Linked DNA regions of Homo sapiens: region 1 is linked to region 2. A link is a loop called in an ENCODE intact Hi-C map of the cell type or tissue named here. Cell type or tissue: pancreas. All regions are shown on one strand. Each heading gives the region's core, and the rest is flanking DNA. Links, peaks and the distances in the headings are about the cores only.

What was found. Peaks named below come from ENCODE experiments on the same cell type or tissue, not always from the same donor. Only the 100,000 strongest peaks of a DNase experiment are listed, where the experiment ranks them.
Region 1: it touches region 2 in a loop (2.0-fold over the local background); 11 of 110 quality-filtered maps call a loop at or near these places.

Annotation. Positions count from the first base shown.
Region 1 is chr4:183,169,592-183,180,519 of GRCh38, forward strand. All of the region lies in intron 1 of WWC2 (WW and C2 domain containing 2), which reads left to right. It also overlaps the pseudogene LOC124900923. Among named protein-coding and RNA genes, the nearest start is that of WWC2-AS1, 66 kb to the right of the region's middle. In pancreas, for the core only: no CTCF peak of the experiment used is centred there; no DNase peak of the experiment used is centred there; H3K27ac peaks cover 2,899 bases.
Region 2 is chr4:183,109,933-183,120,860 of GRCh38, forward strand. All of the region lies in intron 1 of WWC2 (WW and C2 domain containing 2), which reads left to right. Among named protein-coding and RNA genes, the nearest start is that of WWC2, 16 kb to the left of the region's middle. In pancreas, for the core only: no CTCF peak of the experiment used is centred there; no DNase peak of the experiment used is centred there; H3K27ac peaks cover 520 bases.

The sequences.
Region 1 (10,928 bases), core at 1,269-9,268, 59 kb after region 2:
ATGTTTTTTGGGTGGCCATCAGAGAGACCCTGTAAAAAATATGATTTTGGAATGACCATGGGATACCTAAATAATAGGGTGAATATATTTATGCATATAAGCCTAATTTGTTTATATAATATAGTATATATGTTAAAGGAAGCAAGTAATTTTGGAGATTTAAGACTGTGCATAAAGAAGCATTAAAGTGCTACAAGTTCCCCTCAAACCAGTGAATCACTAAATTTCTAATAATTATATTATCAAGTAAATATTCATGTAAAATTATGTTTTCATTGCAGGAACACTTTTGAAAACCCGATTTCTAGCTAGCTTTAATATAAGCAATTAGGTAGACTTTTACCTAAGTAGAGAAGCTGCTGTAAATCACTACTTTCTCATGGATACTAATTTGAGCTTCAAAAGAACAGTATCATTCAAAGGATGCTTTTATTTGGAAAGTAGGTTTTCAAGTTACTTGAAGGATAGTTGGTTTGTTGGAAAAAGTGAACAGAAAGCTATAGCAGAAATAATGCTGAGAGGATTAGTATTCCAGATGCTTATTAACTTAAAAAGACACGAACATTAGATTAACAGTTATTGTGCCGTTGGCCAGAGAATGATTTCCACTGTAGAAAATAGCGGGTCATGCTTGATCCATTATCTGTCTTAAAACAGATTCAGGAGGCAGACACCTAGAGTCACAATGGGGGACCAGCTAACCAGTTCAGCCTCACTGAGGCTCGAAGTGTATAAACTAAAACATTCCATAGCCTTGCACAAACATGCTCTTCAGACACCTGACAACAGTTTCAGGGGCTTCCTTGGACAAACTTTCCAGCTCTCAAGTTCTGGAGTCAGTCATTAGGATGCCTGTGGGGTACGTGGACGGTGGGTGGGGTAAAGAGGAAAGCACTTTCGAGGAGAGCAGGCTTGGGAACATGTATTGCAAAGGGTTGGCACAGGGAGAGGTAAAAGTCCTGAAGGTGAAACCTGGGGAGCCTGGGATGCTGAGATGCACTTTTGTGACATGATTTTGCATTTCTGTTGATTTTCATACTATTTATTGAGAGCACGGTAGAAATAACAGGGAAGAGAAATAAATAGTCATCATGTTGTGATTTATTTATTTATATTTTTTTAAAGTGACAGGGTCTCGCTCTGCCAGCCAGACTGGAGTGCAGTAGCATGGTCATAGCTTACTATAACCTTGAACTCCTCAAGTGATCCTTTTGCCTCAGCCTCCTGAGTAGCTGGGACTACACTAGCTAATTAATTTTTTTTTTTTTTTTTAATAGAGAGTCTCGCTATATTTCCTAGACTGGTCTTGAACTCTGAGCTTCAAGTGATCCTCCTGCCTCAGTCTCCTATTATGACATTTAGAAAAAGTAATTTCTTCAAATCAATTTGGTTTTCCACTTTGTAAAATGAAGAGAGAATGTAACTGATGAGAGCTTACAGTGACATCCATTATTTCAGATGCAACCATAAGGAAGCTTTTCTAATCAAAGGCCTTCATTTCTTCTTTGTACTGTTTACAGGGTTCTTAACACAAACTGCCTTAGATTATAAACATTTCTGCATGTGCCTTATCTTTCCAATTAGACTCAGTCTTTCCAATTAGCCTCATTGAGAGCAGGGTCAAGGGTTAAAAATAAAAGTGAAAACATTTATGTTGTGCTTTAACTCTTTATAGAATACTTTTCATATATATTATTTGGTGTCTTTTAACAATATATTGACTGGGATTTCCAAATGAAAACTGGAAGAACAAGGTATAATATTTATGTTTTAAAATTTGATTTAAGATTCACTAGAGTTTAGTTATACTAAAAGTGTATATTGGTAATATCTTCATATTTTTATATTATGTATTTTGGAGTACTGAAAAATATACTTTACATAATCTCTGAGCAAATGTAACTAAAGTTTTATGAGATTTCTTTAGAGGTAAATTTGAAATCAGTAAATAAACATGGTAGGGAAACTTTTCTGACTTTTAAAATTAAAATTGGAAACTTAGTGGGAGATTTTAAAACTTTACGTTAATCAAAGTTATATCTGTAAATGATTAACAAACACTCAAATGGTTCCCAAAGCAAAGACAGGCATCCTGTGACCCACTACTCTCCCCCACACTTGATTCACTGTCTCTACAGTCGACCACATTTACATATTTAAAAGTTTCTTTTGGTATTTGCCGCTGTGTTTTTAAATAACTTTATCTATCTATCTTGACTTCTTAGCTTTGGATTTTGAGAACTGACTTCCCGCCCTGGTTGAGGATTCAGCTTTCTTACTGTGCCTTCCTCATGCACATGTGCCTCCCTCCCCTCATCCTCTTGGTGTTTTCTATCACCTTGTAAAGAAATCAGTAGTCTGTGTGTACATTTTTATGACTATGTAAATATTATTCATGGATGACCTATCTGGTGTACTATGATTGCATTTCCTTTTGTTTTCTCTGTAGTTAATAATCATCTCTTTTTTCCATTGGCTTACTTCTCTATATTCCTATTACCAATTTGTGGCCAGAATTATAAATCTCCTTTCAGTACATTCCAACACACTGTGTATTCTGTTGGTTTGGAACCTCCTGCACCTTCTGTTCTTAATTTCAAGTTTGTCCTGGTTAATCATTGTAACTGCTGCACACTGTCATCCTATGGCCTCCATTTACTGTCATCTTGTAGGTTTCATTTGTCATTTTCCTGTGTTGGGTGCTCATTTGCTGGATATCATGTCTTCCAGTTTTCTTGGTTTATTCTCTGTTTTGGTGGAGTAGCGTTGGAAAGGGAGCATAGATTTGTTGAGGCTTTGCATCTCCACAGATGCCATTATTCTGCTCTCATATGTGATTAATATTTTAGCTAGGGACATAATTCCAGGTTGGAAGTAATTTGGAGTAAAAATTCGATGGTACTGCTTTACTGACTTGTATATTCCAGTGTTGTGTTTGAGAGGTCTGATGCTTTTATGTTTCTTGTTTTTTTTTTTTTTTTTTGTTATTGTTATTTGTTTGTTTCCTCTTTGTGACCTGATTCCTCTCTGAAGTTTTTGGGTTTTGTTTTTGCCCTCATGTTCTAAAATTTCACAATGTTGGGCATTGATGTAGGCCTTTTGTAACCATTGTGCTAGGTGGGTCATATATAATCAAGAAACCAGTGTCATTCAGATTCAGTTTAGGGAAATTTTCTTGCACTAGTATTTTGATAATATTTTTCTCTTTGTATTTACTTTGTTCTCTCTCTCTGGAACTCATGCAAGTCAGATATTAGACCTCCTAGATTGGTTGTTCACTTTCCTTATCTTTTCCCTTCTGTCTTACTCTTTGGGAAATTTTTTAAACTTGATCTTTTAATTTGTCAATAGATGGTTTCTGCCATCATATTGTTCATTTCCAGGAATTTTTAAATTCTTTTCTCCAAATATTTATGTACGTATTTATTTACCTCCCCTCCCCTTCTCTCCCCTCTCCTCCCCTCCTCTCCTCACCCCACAGGGTGCTCTGTCACCCAGGCTGGAGTGCAGTGGTATAATCACAGCTCACTGCAGCCTTGACCTCCTAGGTTCAAGTGATCCTCCCACCTCATCCTCCTGAGTAGCTGGGACCACAAGCATGTGCTGCCATGCCTGGCTAATTTTTTAATTTCTTTGTTTTTGTAGAGGTGGGGTCTTGTTATGTTGCCCAGGCTGGTCTCAAACTCTCAGGCTTAAGAGATCTTCCTGCCTTGGCCTCCCAAAGTGTTGGGATTGCACGTGTGAGCCACCGTGCCTGGCCACATATTTTTCTTTTGATAGTAACCTGTTCTATCTCTCTGAATATGCTAATTGAAGTTTTCTTCAATATCTCTGAAGAAATGAATTCTTCAGTTTTATTTTTTCAGTGTTGTTTTGGTTTCTGCTTTCATTTTAGGGGACTAGTATTCTTAGCTTTTGCGTTTGAGATAAGTAATACCAACCATTCTGGCTCTTCACTCCTTCCAGACACAGGAGACAGGATTAACTTCCCTGCCTCCATCTGACTTGTTTTGACCAGTGGATTGCAAGCAGAAGTGATGTGCACGTCTCCCCTACCTGGATGATCGATGCTTGTGTTGAGATTGGAGATGCCACAGGCACCCAAGATGCAGTGTGGAATGCTCCACACTGCGGGGGGCCAGCTGCCCGGGGATTCATCCAGAGCCACTTTGGACTTGGCTTGAATGGGAAGTAAATGTTTGTTGTTTTTAACCACTGAGACTTTGGTATTGTTTTTTATTGCAGCGTTATCTAGCCTGTCCTACTGAGACAGCTCTCAGTCATATTTAAGAATGAGGCACAAAAAGCTGTTTGGAAGCTCTCTACTAGTGGGTGGGGTAGTCATATGGCAGTGATCTGGCTTAGCATTTCTGTTAAGGCACTCCCAGATGTTAATGTCAGTAGATCTTTTCTCTTGGTCTGGTCAGTTTTCCCAGGAAAAACCCTCCAATTCTTCGGCCTGACAAATGTAAGCCCAACTCCTGGGTTCTGCAAACTGAGTAATGGAAATGGGGCTTGGGATGCTTGCTGTTCAGTGTGTGCACACTCTGTAATGTTCCCTGTTTTTAATAAGGTACTCCTTTCAGCAGTCCGAGCCACCTGGAAGTCCACGGCCCATCTGATTAAGTCTTTCTAGAGAATAAACCTTCTGTTTCTGCCCAGGTTGGGCAAAGGCAGGCAGGGGGTCTGACTGCTTCTTAACAGACTTCTGGCAAGTCCTCCATGGTCACACCCTCCGTCTGAAGTCTGTGGTGCTGGAATTCCTGAGCCGTTTCAGGCTTTTGCAGTATGAATGGATCTGCTTCTGGGCTTTCTCTATTGCTAACCTAGGCTTTCTGTTTCTCATGTCTCCTGAATCACTTACCACGCTGCAGTTTGCTTCCCACCGTCCCAAATTTTGTTGTTCTCATCCGCTGACCTTCCCATTGTCCTTTTGTGTTTATGCCTTTTAAAAAATCCCCTTTCTGCTATTTTCTAGAGGGAATGTAGGTAAGCACATATATTAAATCTGTGTAGTGTTTACTGGAAGTTCTTTAATAATGAATTTTATCCTCCCAACTTTTTATTTTGAAAATTTTCAAACATAAGAAAAAATGAAAACAGTAGAATGGACACCATTGTATATATCCTGCTCTTAGATCTGACAATTAACTTTTTGCCAATTTTATCATCTCCTTTTCCTCCTCTCCTCCTTCTCCTTCTCCTTTCTCTCTCTCTCTGTCTCTCTCTCTTTTGCGCTCTCTCTCTCTCTGTAATATTCTACAAGTATATATGGTATATGTAAGATAAATATATCTATGTCTATATTTTCTCTTTTGCTGTAACATTTGAAGGTAAGGTACAGATATTATGACCCGTCACTCCTAAATAGTTCAGCATACATTTCCCAGTATATATGGTATATGTAAGGTAAATATATTTATGTCTATATTTTCTCTCTTGCTGTAACATTTGAAGGTAAGGTACAGACAGCTATTATGACCCTTCTCTCCTAAATAGTTCAGCATACATTTCCCAGGAACAAAAATATTCTCTTACAGGACTATAATTATCATACCTATGGAAAATTAAAAAAATAGTTCCATAACATCATTTAACATCTAGCATGTCTAACATCATCTGACATCTAGCATAAATTATATAGTTTCAAAATTTCTTATTTATTTATTTTTTTGTTTTTGTTTTTGTTTTTGAGGCAGTGTCTCTGTTGCCCAGGCTGGAGTGCAGCGGTGTGATCTTGGCTCACTGTAGCCTTGATCTCCTGGGCTCAGGTGATCCTCCCACCTCAGTCTCCCAAGTAGCTGGGACCACAGGCACACGCCACCACACCCGGTTAATTTTTTGTATTTTTTGTAGAGATGGGGTTTTATCATGTTGTCCAGGCTGGCCCCAAACCCCTGCGCTCAAATGATCGGCCCACATCAGTCTCCCAAAGTGCTTGGATTACAGGCGTGAGCCACCGTGCCTGGCCTCAAAAATTCTTTTATAACTTTTTTTGCCTTAAAAATTGCGATCCCATCGTGGTAAACATGCTGCAACTGGTTGTTATTTCTCTTTTGGACTAGAACAGTTTCTCAAAGCATCGTTTTTTGTACTTGATTTTTTGCTTTTAATTAATCTTGAACAGAGCTAGCACCTATAGAAAAAGATAAATAAAGATGAGGCCCTGATAAGGAGATGTTCGTGAAAGCACTGGGAAACAGAGCACATTTTATTTTTTAATGGTTTGTTTTTCTAACCCAGGTGCTACTAGTCTAAAACTTAGCCACGCAGTGCTTTGCACATTCAATTAAAACAAAGAAGCAGTATTTGTCTTCACTGTGATGAAGAACTATATTTAGAGTTTTCCCAGCCCACCTCACTTCACCTTGCATACTTTGCCAGCGTTCAGCCTCATGACTTATGCTTGCTTCAAACTGAATTTGAGTCTAAGCTCAAAGGGCATGCATTTTTGTTTATGAATAAGGGCTGATCTCTGAAGTTAGTATAGTTATCAAACATTCCTCACATTCCATATGTCTAATTTTTAGTGCTTGGAGGATCTGGTGCTGTGCCAGAGGAACATAGAGGCTAGAGAGCACACAGAAATATCACCAAGGAAAGTCTCCATGTAAGCTATAAAAATTCAATCGTATGTTTAAATAGCAAAGCAAATAGTAGGTATGGGATTGATTTGTGGCATGTTAGTACCATTCTTTAGGCTGCTTAGGAACGTTTCTTAGTTTTCTCTTGGTTCTTGAAATTCCAGCCCCGGAGCTTAAAAAAATCTGTGATTCTTTCAGTTTGTCTTTTAGTTGTACTCAGGGCCAGAATAAGGAGATTTTTTATTTTTTATTTATTTATTTTTTTGAGACGCAGTATCACTCTGTCACTCAGGCTGGAGTGCAGTGGCACAATCTCGGCTCACTGCAACCGCCACCTCCCAGGTTCAAGTGATTCTCCTGCCTCAGCCTCCCGAGTAGCTAGGATTACAGGCACCTGCCACCACGCCCAGCTAATTTTTGTATTTTTAGTAGAGATGGGGTTTCACCATATTGGCCAGGCTGGTCTCGAACTCCTGACCTCAGGTGATCCACCCACCTTGGCTCACCAAAGTGCTGGGATTACAGCCGTGAGCCACCATGCCCAGCCCTTTTATTTTTATTTTTGTTTTTTTAAATTTTTTTGAACCACTCAGACTGCATCCTCTCCTTACTCTCACAGGGGAAGAGAAGAATGATCATCAGTGGCAAATGGCAGCTGCAGCCAAGCAACACCGGCCTCACACTCCAGGCAGAACGCTGTGCCCTCCTCATGGAGGAGTTTTTCAATACTGCAAAACAAATACTTGCAGAAGCTAAGCGTGACTTAGTGTACGGTTGAAGGAGTCACCAGTGCAGATGTGGTGGTCACCAGAAGATAGGTTCATTGAACACATGTTGAATGAGCAGCAGTCGCTGTTCTAGCCACTAAGGACCACAGTGGTGGACAAAATAAGTCATGGGGAGGTAGGAAGGAGGACTAGAGCAATAAAGGAGATAAATTCAGACATGATAATAGCATTAAAGAAATCAACTGTATGCCATGATAGATAGTGACTACTTTAGATAGACTCATGCATTAGTCAGCTCTGCTGTGGTAATAAGCAACCTGTAAATCTGTGACTTCCACAACAGGTGTCTCCTTCTAGCTCGTATTACATTGTCAACTAGAGAATAAAGTGAAATAATTATGTAAAAATCTCAAGGCTAAGGATCATGCATGATCTGTGAAATTGGTCACTAAATGTTTAGAAAAAATTCAAATTGGTCTTGGTGAAATATATGCATAACACAAAAGAGTCAGATTATGACAATAAAAATAGAACCTTTGTAAATTTAATATAAAACAATTTAATACAAAGAAATCAAAGAAGGAAATTGTAGGGCCTTTGGTCAGAAGCTCCTTTGTTGTTTAACAAGGTTCAAGAATAAATAAGGCTGTTTCCTCTTCTTAATAAATACATTATATATAAAAAAGTGAACATTTTGTAGAAGCAGACTATAATAGAAACTTGAATCTAAGTTTAAAATGCCTTAGATGATGTTAGAAAAAAAAAGAGTAACATTTATGAACATGGGCATATATTTTTTGGATGTCTATAAATAGTCATCTTTGAAATGTTAAGCATGCTTTCCAGCATGTGCTTTTTCTCTGGCCTGAGAAGCTACAGGTGCACCGAGATTGATTGACTCATTTACCTTCTTAAAGCTTTTTTGGGAAGCAGTTAGACTTGGTTTAATTGTCTAGTAATCTGGCCAGCTGCCTCCATGATCTTCACATTCTGGAAGGCCTGTGCTTAACTGAATTTCTTCTTCACTTTGGGACCCTGCAAGATCACTGAGAGTCAATGCTGGGTAACTCCATTTAGGTCAGTTATGTAGAGATCCCTTAGTTAAAGACCAGGCCCTGCTAACAGCATCACTATAGCGTTAGGACATTTGTTCAGGTAAATCCCACAGAAATGCATTGATCATGTGGCCAAACCAACATACTTTCTTCTTGCATTTATCCAGGCAAGATTAAGAGTTGAGATATACTGAAATAACACCAACCTCACATTATGAACATTTTGAAATTTATTGTGAAATTCATTTATTTTGTCTCTAAATGTAACAATAGCTGTAGACTGCAAAAGAAGTTAAAATCAGGGCCAGAGAGTGGCTGATGCCTATAATTTCAACTCTTCGGGATACCAATGTGGGAGGATCACTTGAGCCCAGGAGTTTGAGACCAGCCTGGGCTACACAGTGAGACCCTGTTTCTACAAATAAATAAATAAATAAATAAATAAATAAATAAATAAATAAATTTAAAAAATTAGCCAGGCATAGTGGCACATACCGGTAAGTCCTAGCTTACTCTTGAAGCTGAGGCAGGAGGATCACTTGAGCCCAGGAGTTCGAGGCTGCAGCCCAGCCTGAGCAGTAGAGCAAGACCCCTGAAGTCTTGCTGTGCTGCCCAGTCTCTTTAAAAAAAAAAAAAAAAAGTAAAAATCAGAGGATGGAACTGAAGCACCAGATACTTCCCCACAAGCTATTAAGGCTGAGTTAGTTCTTATAACTCTCCACTGACAGCAGCTGTGCCTTTACACCAGGGAGCTTGCTGCATGGAAGCTCGGACTCAGTCTGATCTAGCTGAGCTCTCCGTTCAGAAGCAGCAGGCTTCAGGGCGCATAATCGAGAACTACAAGTAAGGCTAAGGCATCATGGCCCCAAGTCCCCTTACTGCAGGAGCTGCATAGCAGGAAGTGCTTCCTGAGGTTAACTTTATGAATCTGTGTCTGAGTAAAATACTTGTCAGTATCTAACTTAGGGCTCATTCAAGGATATTCAGTACAGTGTTGTTTTGGATACAATTAAAATGGCTATCAGTACCAGACAATACTGGAAGGGCTAAACTGTGATCTAAGCTTATTGTAAAAGATGCTCCTGTGACATAAAACAAAATTTAAAAAAACTTACTATTAAAAACGAGGTAGCAACATGAAAAGCCTCATAAATTATATTGTTGAATGAAAAAAGTAAACTTCAGAACGATGTGCACAGTATATTATATTTTCTAGGCTGTATGTAGAGAAAGGCCTGGAAGAACACATACTGCCCCGGTGGTCGTGGATACTTCTGAAGAGAGGAGTGTGAGAACTGGAATGAGAGCTGGTGGTCAAAGAGACTTAGCATTGTCTGCAGTATTTTAATACTTTACAAGGAGGGTATATCCATGTATTTTTTAACTAAAATCTTATATTAAAAGTAAGATTTTAATAACTATTTTCAAAAGACCACCAGCTGCTGTGTGGAGTATGGGTTATAGAGGGATGAGAGTGGAAATGTAACAACTAGTTAGGAAGTTAATCGGGGCAAGAGATGCTAATAGGTTGGATTAGAGAGGTGGTGGTGGAGGAAAAATAGTTGTAAATAGGGCTGTGTTCTGGAGGGTGAGCCTACAGGATGTTGACGGAGAGGGGGCCATCAAGGATGACCGCCTCCCGGGTTGTGAGGTGAGCATCTGGGTTGATGATGGTGCCATTTTCCAAACAGGTCATTTGGGGGAGGAATGGGACTGGGGAAGTGGTCATGAGGGGGAAGTTAAAGCGTTGTTTTTTATGAGTTGTTTGATGTGGCCATTAGATACCCTGCTATGGAATGATCAGGGAGATGCTCTCTGATAAATCTGGACCTCTAAGGAAACGTCTCTCTGGAAATCACTCACTCACTGTTTTCTCTAACAAACATTGAGCACTGTGTACCATGTATGTGTTTGGCATGCAGAGATGAAACAACCGCTAGGAACTCGGTGAACTGAACAGAGAAGTCAACTAAAAAATGTAAACCGTGTGAAATATTTTAATGGGAAAATACTTCCAGAGCTTAACAATGTCACTAAATAGTGACAGCTTTGGGAAAACATGATGTCTTCCCCAAGAAGATGATGTTTGAATTAATTTTTAAGGACGTTGAATCTTAGAAGAAGACAACTGTTTAAGTGTGAAACTATAAAAGGGGCAGGATGGTGGAAAAGTGGAGGGAGAGAAGATGTTCCAGGTGGAGGGAACTGCACGTGTTAAAGATATTTTTGCTACTTGTATATCAGGCGGACTGGCTTCTCCTTGACCTCTCCTGGGCTTCTTTTGGTAGATTTTTCAGTAGTTGGTGTCATAGGCATCTGCAACGCAGATATCCTGCCTCTGAGCTGTGAAGTAGTACTTCCACACTTTGCCGTCTTGTCTCATGATTTCCTTGTATTCATGAGGGTATCTTGTTGGTATTAGCTGACGTTTCTTTCTTCTTAGATGTTTAGTATTCGTAGAATACTGTGCCTGTAACTCATGCCAACGATGTTCTGAAACCTGGCCAGTCTCACCAAGCTTGAAGTCTATTTTATTTTATTTATTTTTTGCCTCTCAAAAG
Region 2 (10,928 bases), core at 1,991-9,990:
TGGTAGTGGAAATAGGTCTGTTACTCTTAAGGTAAGAATGATTTCATGGGTCCCTGTTCAAATGTAGCAGCCTGTGGATTCTGTATACCTCATGATTATTTTGATGGAAAATCAAGAGACATCTCTGGGCACCTGGCTTTGCCATGGCAGGGCCTAAAGTAGAGATTGCTTTTGTGGTGTAGAGACAGCTCAACCCCAGTCACTCAATAAAGTTACCAGATACCAGGCGCTGCTATATAATTCTTAAGAAGAGTTGTACATAGGACATGAGAAAAACAGGCAAAATGAATTTTTGGAAGTACCATAGTTGTTTGTTTATACTTGACTGTTGGAAGTATATAGTATTATGCTTTGGTAGTTAGAAATACTGACTTTCTTGTGGCATATTGATAATATTTATAAAATTACTAGGTGATGATCAAGCAAAAAATTATTCCATATATTATCCTTGTGATGCCTGTCACTTTGAAGCATGTCCCAAAGACTGCTCTGTAGAGCTATTTTTTTTTTTTTTTTTTTGCTTTGTCAGTAATTTTTCCTATACTTTTTGCCCTGATGTCAGTAAACAAATCATGGTTCCAAAATGGAGCCAGCTCAGAAGTGAGGTAGTCATGCACTAACAGAGTTATGTATTGGGAGCTGTTTTTTCACTCCTGTAGCTCATGAGGAATTACAATAGTTCCAATAGAGCATTTGAATAAAGGTGTACATTTAATGTACTTTGGTTTCACTAGGAGTGGAGGTAGGAAATTTAATTTTAAAGAAGCATAGACATTGTGTTATGACAATAATCACTTTTAACTAAGTAAGTGTCCCTGGTATTTTTGTGAAAATGAGTATGTCAACATTTGGAAGGCAAAGAGGCTTTCCTTTGGTGTGAACTTTGCTCCTGCTGCATGTGCAGTGTTGTTTTCTGGTGTGGCCTGGGTTGTGTTGGTCACCAGTTCTGAATGTGAACAACAGAGGTAAACGTTGAATTATAGAGATTGGTGCTACAAACCCCTGATTAAAATCCTGATTTACAGGGCTGGGCTCGGTGGCTCACGCCTGTAATCCTAGCACTTTGGGAGGCTGAGGCGGGCGGATCACGAGGTCAGGAGATTGAGACCATCCTGGCTAACATGGTGAAACCCCATCTCTACTAAAAATATAAAATAATTAGCCGGGCGTCGTGGCAGGCGCTGGTAGTCCCAGCTCTTCGGGAGGCTGAGGCAGGAGAATGGCGTGAATCCAGGAGGCGGAGCTTGCAGTGAGCGGAGATTGCACTACTGCACTCCAGCCTGGGCGACAGAGCCAGACTCCATCTCAAAAAATAAAATAAAATTCTGACTTACTAATGGACTGTAGAATACGTTGCATACTTTATTGACAGTTGTGCATTTTATAATTGCATAATTGGTATGAAGTGGCAGTGATATTCAGTTAAGTTTAAAATGTGGTAGACAACTTTGCACAAGATTTGAGGAGCATGTAGTTTCATTTAGTGTGAAACTTGAATCTACTCTGCAGTTTTCCTTAGCATTATGGTTTTTAATAGAGATACATTAGAATTCCAGTCTTTTTTTTTCTTTGAAACTGTGACAGTGAATGAATGTGTGGAATCTGCTTTGTACATAGTATCACTGGGTTATCAGCTTTGTTGACTTACTGGTCTAGGTGTAATTTTGGGCTGGTTGGTAATTCTGTCCATACCATATGTTCTTTTCTTATCTGCTGCTTATCAGTGTTTGAGTTTGATAAAAACAGATCATTTACTTTCTGTTTTGTTTTTTTTTTTTTGATACCGGGTCTCACTCTGTTGCCCAGGCTGGAGTGCAGTGGCGTGATCATGGCTCGTTGCAGCCTCAATCTCCCTGGGCTCAGGTGATCCTCCCACCTCAGCCTCTGGAGTAGCTGGGACTACAGGGGTGCGGCACAACACCTGGCTAAGTTTTTTTGTACTTTTTGTAGAGTCAGGGTTTCGCCATGTTGCCCAGGCTGGTCTCCAACTCCTGGCCTCAAGCATTTCTCCCATCGTGGCCTCCCAAAGTGCTGGGATTACAGGCGTGAGCCACCACGCCCAGCCAGATCATTTACTTTTTTCCTTCTTTGTCTCCCTTCCCCTTTTCTGCTAAATGACATAGCTAATGATATTTCTCATAGGACAGCATGACTAGAAACCAGTATTTAACTTGGCAGAATGTTTAACATAACATCAGTGCCCTGGTTTGCTATTGTAGATTGAAAGACTACAAAACTAACTTGATTGTCTAACTCTACTTTCAGTCCTTCATTTACCCCTGAAGGTATGCCTGTAGAACGTATGTAGATGCATTCTTGAGAGATTTCCTAGTGTCTCATGTGTAAGGAGCTTGTGTGTGTCTGCATCACTAATGTTTTCATAAAATTGATTCTAAGTTATTTGAGAATAGAGACCTGCTTTGTGTGTGCCCCTTCATGCTCTGTGCTTAGATTGCCTGTCCCCACAGGGACACTTAACACGGCGGAGGCCTGTACCCATAGAAATGAAATGTATGCATTTGAAGGACCTTTTCCTTCTTCCAGTAACCTCCATAATTTGTCCCCAGCTTACTTTACTGACTTCACCACCTAGTCATTCACTCAGTCACTCATTCATTCATTCAATCAAACTATTCGTCACACATTTATTGGAAACACTATATGCCTAGCACATACATTTCGGGGACACGGTGTTGAATGAAATAGGTGAGATCTCTGTTTTCATGGATTTTATATTCTACTTTGGGGAAGGCAAACAGATTCTAAAGATAGTAGTGAATTTGCTTTGATTAAAATAAACAAGATGAAGTGATAATAGTGTCGGTGGGAGCTGCTTTGGGTTAGGTGATCAGGAAAGGCCTTTCTGAGGAGCTGGCATTTAGCTGAGCTATGAGGATAAGAAGGAGCCATTCATGTGAAGATCTGGGGGGAAGAGTGGTCTAGGCAGAAGAAAAGACTAAACAGAAGTACTAGCCCTGTGCTTTCCACTATGATACCTTCTAGGAGTATGTGGCTATTTAAATTTAAACTAGTTAAAATTAAGTTAGAAATTTAGTTCCGCCGGGCACGGTGGCTCATGCGTGTAATCCCAGCACTTTGGGAGGCCGAGGCAGGTGGATCACCTGAGGTCAGGAGTTCGAGACCAGCCTAGCCAACATGGCAAAACCCCATCTCTACTAAAAATACAAAAATTAGCCAGGCGTGGGGTGCATACTTGTAATCTCAGCTACTTGAGAGGTTGAGGCAGCAGAATCACTTGAACCTGGAAGGCGGAGGTTGCAGTGAGCTGAGATTGCACCACTGCAAATACAGAACGTTTCCATCAGCACAGATTGATGTAGAAACAGAGGGAGGAGGGTCTTATGAAATGAGGCAGAGAAGTATTAGGTTGGTGCAAAAGTAATTGCTTTCAATGCAAAAACCACAATTACTTTTGCACCAACCTATAGAAAGGGGTCCTATCATGTATGCCTTGTAGACCATCAAGATTTTAAGGTTGTTTGGGAGCTATTGGAGAGTTTTCAATTGAACTGAGGTAAGGTGGGGCCTGTGTGTGTGTGTGTGTGTGTGTGTGTGTGTGTGTGCGCGCGCGTGCGCGCGCACATGCACGTGCATGCAAGATGATCTTACTCATTTTTGTTTGTTGGTAGAGACAGAGCCTCAGTATGTTGCCAGGCTGGTCTCAAACTCCTGGCTTCAAGCAGTCCTCCCTCTGCAGCCTCCCAAAGTGCTGAAATTTACAGGTGTGAGCCACTGTGCCTGGCCTTTCTTTTTTTCTTTTTAAAGATCTTATTTTAAAAAAGAGATCACTACTCTATGGAGAAGGAATTACAGATTTTTTTTTTTTTTTTAGTGAGATAATCTGGATGAGAAACAATCAGAGCTTGCACTAGAATGATGGCTTTGGCAGTGGGAAGCAGTGAGTGGATTTGCTTTTACCTAAAAAACCTATGTTTTTTTGGTAAAAATGAAAGAACTTGCTCATGATGTGGGTACATGAGGCTTGAGGAAAAGAGAGAATAAAAGAGTTACCATTAGGGAAAGACCGAGGGAGAATGTGGTTGGTTGGTATCCATTTGGATTGCTAATCCAAAGTTCTGTTTCCGATGTATAGGTGTGATAGAGTTTGAATATGTGTCCCCACTATTGTAATTTGTAATTCCTAGTTGGAGGTAGGGCCTGGTAGGAGGTCGGGTAGTGGGTGAGTTCTTGCAGTATCTGGTTGTTTAAGTGTACGGCACCACCTCCTCCCCCCGCCATCCTCTCTCTTGTTCCTGCTCTGGCCATATGATGTGCCTGCTCCTCTTTTGCCTTCTACCTTAATTGTAAGCTTCCTGAAGCTCTTCCCAGGAGCTGAGCAGGTGACTGGGGCCATGCTTTCTGTGTAGCCTGCAGAAGTCATAGGTCCAATTAAACCTCTTTTCCTTATAAATTACCCCATTTCAGGTGCTTATAGCAATGCAAGAAATACAAGGTGTGAGACCCCTATGAAGACATACAAATAGAGAAATCTAGTAGACACCCAGATATAGAATCTTTTGTTCAGGAGACAGCTCAGAGCTAGAGATACTAAATTTGGTTTATACATAGGTAGTATTTGAAGTTGTGGGATGGGATGAGATTACTGGAAGAGAGGAAAAGGAGAGGTTCCAAGATTGAGCCTTGAGACATGGCAATATTTTTTGTGAAACCTTGTTTCAGCTAAGATGGTTTATTTGTTTTCACTGGAACATACCTTTTTTTTTTTCTTCCAACGTTTATTTCAGGTTCACAGAGTACACACGTGGATTTGTTAATGTGGGTAGATAGTGTGTTGCGGGGGTTTGGTGTACAAATTATTTCATCACCCAGGTAATAAACATAGTACCCCGTAGGTTGTTTGTTTGTTTGTTTTTGTTTATTTATTTTTGAGCCAGTCTCATTCTATCGCCTAGGCTAGAGTGCAGTGGCAAGATCTGTGCTCACTGCAACCTCTGCCTCCCGGGTTCAAGCGATTGTCATGCCTCAGCCTCCTAAGTAGCTGGGAATAGAGGCGTGCACCACCACACCCAGCTAATCCCCATAGGTAGTTTTTTGATCTTCACCCTCCTCCCACCTTCCACTCTCAAATAGGCTGTGATGTCTGTTGTTCCCTTTTAGCTTCCATGTGTACTCAGTGTTTAGTTCCCACTTATAAGTGAGAACATGCGGTATTTGGTTTTCTATTCCTGTGTTAATTTGCTTAGGATAATGGCCTACAGTTCCATCCATGTTGTTGCAGAGATCATGATTTCATTCTTTTTTGTGGTGCATAGTGTTCCATGGTGTATATGTACCACATTTTCTTTATCCAGTCTACCCTTGATGGGCCTTTAGGTTGATTCTATGTCTTTGCTATTGTGATTAGTGCTGCAGTGAACATAAATGTGCATGTGTCTTTGTGGCAGAATGATTTGTATTCCTGTGGGTATATACCCAGTAAAGGGATTGCTCGGTTGGATGGCAGTTCTGTTTTAAGTTCTTTGAGAAATCTCCAAACTGCTTTCCACAGTGGCTGAACTAGTTTACATTCCTACCAGCAGTGTTTAAGCATTCCCTTTCCTCTGTAACCTGGACAGCATCTTTTGACTTTTATCTAATAGCCATTTTGACTGGTGTGAGATGGTATCTCATTGTGGTTTTGATTTGCATTTCTCTAATGATCAGTGATGTTGAGAATTTTTTCATATGCCTTCTTTTGAGAAATGTCTGTTCGTGTCCGTTGCTCATTTTTTATGGGGTTGTTTGTTTTTTGCTTGTTGGTTTGTTTATGTTCCTTATAGATTCTGGATTTCAGACCTTTGTCAGATGCATAGTTTGCATATATTTTCTCCAATTCTGTAGGTTACTCTGTTGATAGTTTCTTTTGCTGTGCAGAAGCTCTTTAGTTTAATTAGGTCCCATTTGTTGGTTTTCTTTTTTGTTGCAGTTGCTTTTGGCCTCTTTGTCATGAAATCTTTGCCAGGGCCTACGTCCAGAATGGTATTTCCTAGGTTTTCTTCTAGGGTTTTTATAGTTTTAGGTTTTACACTTAAGTCTTTAATCCAGCTCTAGTTGACTTTTGTATATGGTGTAGGAAGGGGTCCAGTTTCAGTCTTCTGCATATGACTGGCCAGTTATCCCAGCACCTTTTATTGAATAGGAAGTACTCTCCCCATTGCTCATTTTTGTCAACTTTGTCAAAGACCAGATGGTGGTAAGTGTGTGACTTTATTTCTGGTTTTTCTAACATGTTCCATTGGTGTGTGTGTCTGTTTTTGCACCATTCACTGGAACATATCTTATACTTTTCACCACTGTGCTAAAGATGATGATGATGACAAGTACCATAAGTTATGTGAAGAGCCCTTCACATATTTATCTCAAGCTTCATGAGGGCAGGTATTGTGTCTGTCTTGTTCACTACTGTATTCCAATGCTCAGCTTTGTGCAAGCTCTTAGTAACTATTGAATAAAAGAAACTTTGATAGGTACCATTATTATTTCCATTTTAGGAAACTGAGACTGAAGAGGTTTAAGTGACTTGTCTAAGGGCACAAAGCTGTTAAGTGGTGGCAGAACTCAAGCGTGTCTGTCTGACTTCCAAGCTGTACATCTAACAAGATACTGCCTTCGATTCCTGCTAGGAAAGGCCTTTGGCCGCCTCCCTGGCTTTGGAAGATAGAGCCTCCTTCAGGATTTAGCTGAAGTTTCATCACTTAAAGTTTGCCTTAACAACTTAGCCACACATAATCTTCCAGTGCTTAATTCTTATGCTACCTGTTTTTAGCATCTGTATTAAAACTACATGTGTACTGTATTTTGACTCCTTGAATTAAACTATTACTTTTTCAGAATTTATTATTTTCTCAAATTAGGTTATAGGCTCTGTTTAGTTAAATCATGCACAATATTATTTATTTATCCTGCCTTGCAAGATACCCAGTACAATGTCTTGTGGATATTAGTTGCTCAAATAAATCCTAATTTGATTCTGTCATTTCTGCCTTGTTCCAGTGTTTTCAGTTCTTTTAGAGGCTGAGATCTATATGCTATAAATCCTCTTCATTCCTGTCCTGTCTCTGGTTCTAAAAACGGTTCAGTGTTGTCCCACAGCTTCTCCCAATCTAGGCTTCTGTGGAACCATCTCCTTTTCAAATGTGCCACTTACACCACCTACACTTCTGCATATCCCCTCCCTTTTCGAGACAAGTTGAACTGATCATGAAGGATAGAGAATTTTCAAAGTGATAAAGTGGAGTTCCAGCTCTTCCACATTCTTCTTCTTTTTTTTTTTTTTTTTTTTTTTTTGATGGAGTCTTGCTCTGTCCCCCAGGCTGGAGTGCAATGGCGTGATCTTGGCTCACTGCAACCTCTGCCTCCTGGGTTTAAGCGATTCTCCTGCCTCAGCCTCCTGGGTAGCTGAGATTACAGGTGCCCGCCACCATGCCCAGCTAATTTTTGTATTTTTAGTAAAGATGGGGTTTCACCATATTGGTCAGGCTGGTCTCGAACTCCTGACCTCAGGTGATCTGCCCGCCTCAGCCTCCCAAAGTGCTGGGATTACAGGCATGAGCCACTGTGCCCGGCCACGTTCTTTTCTATAGTGCTTTTTCATTAATTTAAACCCTGTTGGGTGTCTACTATAATCCAAGAAAGCCTTGATTTTACCACAAACATGTAAATTACAAAGCTTTTTTTTTTTTTGTTTAAAACACTGAGACAAGGTCTCATCTCCCTGTGTTGCCCAGGCTGGTCTTGAACTCTTGCGCTTAAGGGATCCTCCTGCCTCAGCCTCCCAGAGTGCTGGGATTACAGGCGTGAGCCACCATGCCCAGCCCGCAGACCTTGATTGGGGATCTTTTTTTTTTTTTTTGAGGTGGAGTCTCGCTCTGTCGCCCAGGCTGGAGTGCCAGGCTGGAATGCAATGGTGCGATCTTGGCTCACTGCAACTGCCGCTTCCCGGGTTCAAGCGATTCTCCTGCCTCTGCCCCCCAAGTAGCTGGGACTATAGGCTCGTGCCACCATGCTCGGCTAATTTTTGTATTTTAGTAGAGACGGGGTTTCGCCATGTTGGCCAGGCTGGTCTTGAACTGCTGACTTCGTGATCCACCCACCTTGGCCTCCCAAAGTGCTGGGATTACAGGAGTGAGCCACTGCGCCTGGCCGGTTATGGATATTTTTTTTACCTCTACTCTTATAGTCGAGCCTCAGTCTTAGAGGAAAAATAGTTTCTTTCAGTCGATTGCCACGTTATAGTTTGCTTTAAACTACTTAGATTTGGATTCAGGGTAAAGAGCCTTCATAAATAGGAAGTGATAGAAATTCAGAGGGAGTGTGGCATGTTTTTGTTGGATTTACTTATGCTGTGAAACTTACCTAGAAGTGTACAGGCAGTCACTAAACTATGGTTAAAGAGGAATCTTTTCATTTGTACATTCCTTATCCCTGTTACAGGTTGCTGCACTTTTTTTTTCTGTCTTTATGGTAGCTAGAAATATATTGTGTATCTGATTCTATGTTTTCCTACATTTCTACATTTGACTTGGTTTGAGATCAAGTTTGTGAATTTTGATTAAATGCCTAGATTATGCATGTGAAAAATCTTTTGTCCTGTGTTGCTATGAGCAACAATTGTTAAAATTAACTTTTTTAGAAAATGTGGACAAATACATGAATCTTAACAGATTTTTAAAAAGTCATCATTTAGCATTGTGAGTGTTCTGTCTATAAAATAAATTGTTACTGTGACCATAATTATCGTGGTGAAGGGAGGAATGCAGTAGAAGTGAATAATCATCAGACACATTGACAAAACATTCCTAAAATGCTATTCAAATGAGGAAAGACATTATGGGGCTGCAGCCAAGTAGCCAAGCGTTGAGTCCTTTTAGCCAGTTGTCTGACCGGGTTTACTATTGTGACCAAAAAGAAGCTGTGTGTAGTGGTTTGCATAGAAGGGTCATGATTTATCTGAAATATCTCAACTTTTTTTTTTTTTGTAATCCTGTCTCTCATCCTCCCCTGACAACACTTTACTTCATTCTTAAAGACTCCTTTTGTCCTGATGGTGTTTGTTTCATTGCTTTCTACCGTACTCCAGTCTGAATTTTACTGACTCCTAGTGATTGCTTAGACTTGCTATTTGATTCTGTTGTGTGATTTTTGATTATACTCCTTTGTGCTATTTAAACTAGCAGTGTTTACCTAAATTAGTGGTGGTAGTGAAGGACACAGGTTGGCCCATTTGAATGAAAATCAGGAGCATTGCACTGGCCCTGCCGTTAAGATGAATTTCCATGAATTCCCTCTCCAGAAGGGCACTAGGAATTTGGCTGGACTACAGAAGTTACTTCTCCAGTTAAAGGCATGGAGTCTGGGAATGGCTTAGTTTAAGGATATATAGTGATAATGTAATTAATTCTCCCACTGAGAATATAGGACGAAGTGAAGAGATGCCCTTTGTCCTCTTCCTGCATCCTCGCCTCTTCTTCAGGTCACTATTGAGAATGAACCCTGAAGCACTTGTCCTTTACACAGTTAGCAAGAAGAAACCATGACTTGCTTCTTAAGGTTTTGGAAGAACCTGCTGGGCGCCTCATTTCAAGACGGGGTATAAAGCCCCTCCTCATATTTACTTCTCTGTGTAACCATGCACTTTGCCCATGTATGTTGGAAAACAGTGAGTTTTTTAAAAACAGAAGTTTTAATTTTAAAAACTAAAAATGGACTTTTTTTTGGTTAAGATGTCAGTTTTAAAAACACAGATATAACTTAGGATAACTCCAAAAGATATTCTGAGTTATGGGTGGGAACTTAAAATGAGCACGTAGTATATTGGAGATGGATATTCATTTAACCCATTGAGGGAAGTTTTTTATGTGTAAATCATGGAAGTCTCTTAGTACTACGTTCATTTTCTTTCCACGATTTTCATTTCTTCTGTGGTCAGCCTTTAACCCCTGAGTTCTTTACTCTGATATACATCCATAGTGATAATTATATGATTCTTAAACAGTTCATTCACAGAACTTAAATTTATTTGTTATTGGGTTTTTTAAAAACCCACAACGGAAATGGAAATCATTTAAACAGCTGGTTTCATCAAGACATCAGAAGGGATATCCTAGCCGTAGAGATGAAAAATTACCTTTACAAGTATAGAAAGGATGTTTTGCTACTTTATGATTAAGTTAATAATTTAGGAAAGCTGGTATCCTTTTTGGCCTTGTAGAGGAAAATGAGGAATCAGTTAGTTGGAAAACCAGTTATTTAAACATTCTCAATGTCAGCTGCCTGAAAGGGAATGTATATAAATTTTATTGAAAAACACCTTTATTCATGTTAGTTAAATCATAGCATATAGAATGAAATACTGTGAATTGTTAACAAAGAAAGATGTATTAGTGCCCAAATACAAAGATCTCTACTGTGATTATGTTAGGGTTAAAATGCATGTACACAGATTGATGCTGACGTTTATGAACTAGAACCATTTTGAACAAGGCATCTTTATTAGTGGCTGCTTCTGGGGAGTAAGACTGTAGACTAGGGGAATAACTTGGAGATTATGGAATTACTTTTTGGGTCACTTGAAATGATTATGTGTATACTGCACTGTTTTACACATTTAATTTAAATGAAAATTCCCTTTATAGAGAAGAAAATGTTCAAATATTCAAATTTGTACAGAGAAAAATGCAAGCATTTGTTAAAATCATGATATTCCCTAAATTTCTGTTAATATTTAATATTATTTAATTTTACCTTATCTTTAGTTTTGGGGAAGTTCTCTTTAATTTTGGTATAAGTTGGATGTGAACAATAAAATACATTTATTTAATTAATGGCTGGTCTTGCTTTGTGGCCCAGGCTGGAGTGCAGTGGTGCCATCATGGCTGACTGACCTCCTGGGCTCAGGCAGTTCTCCT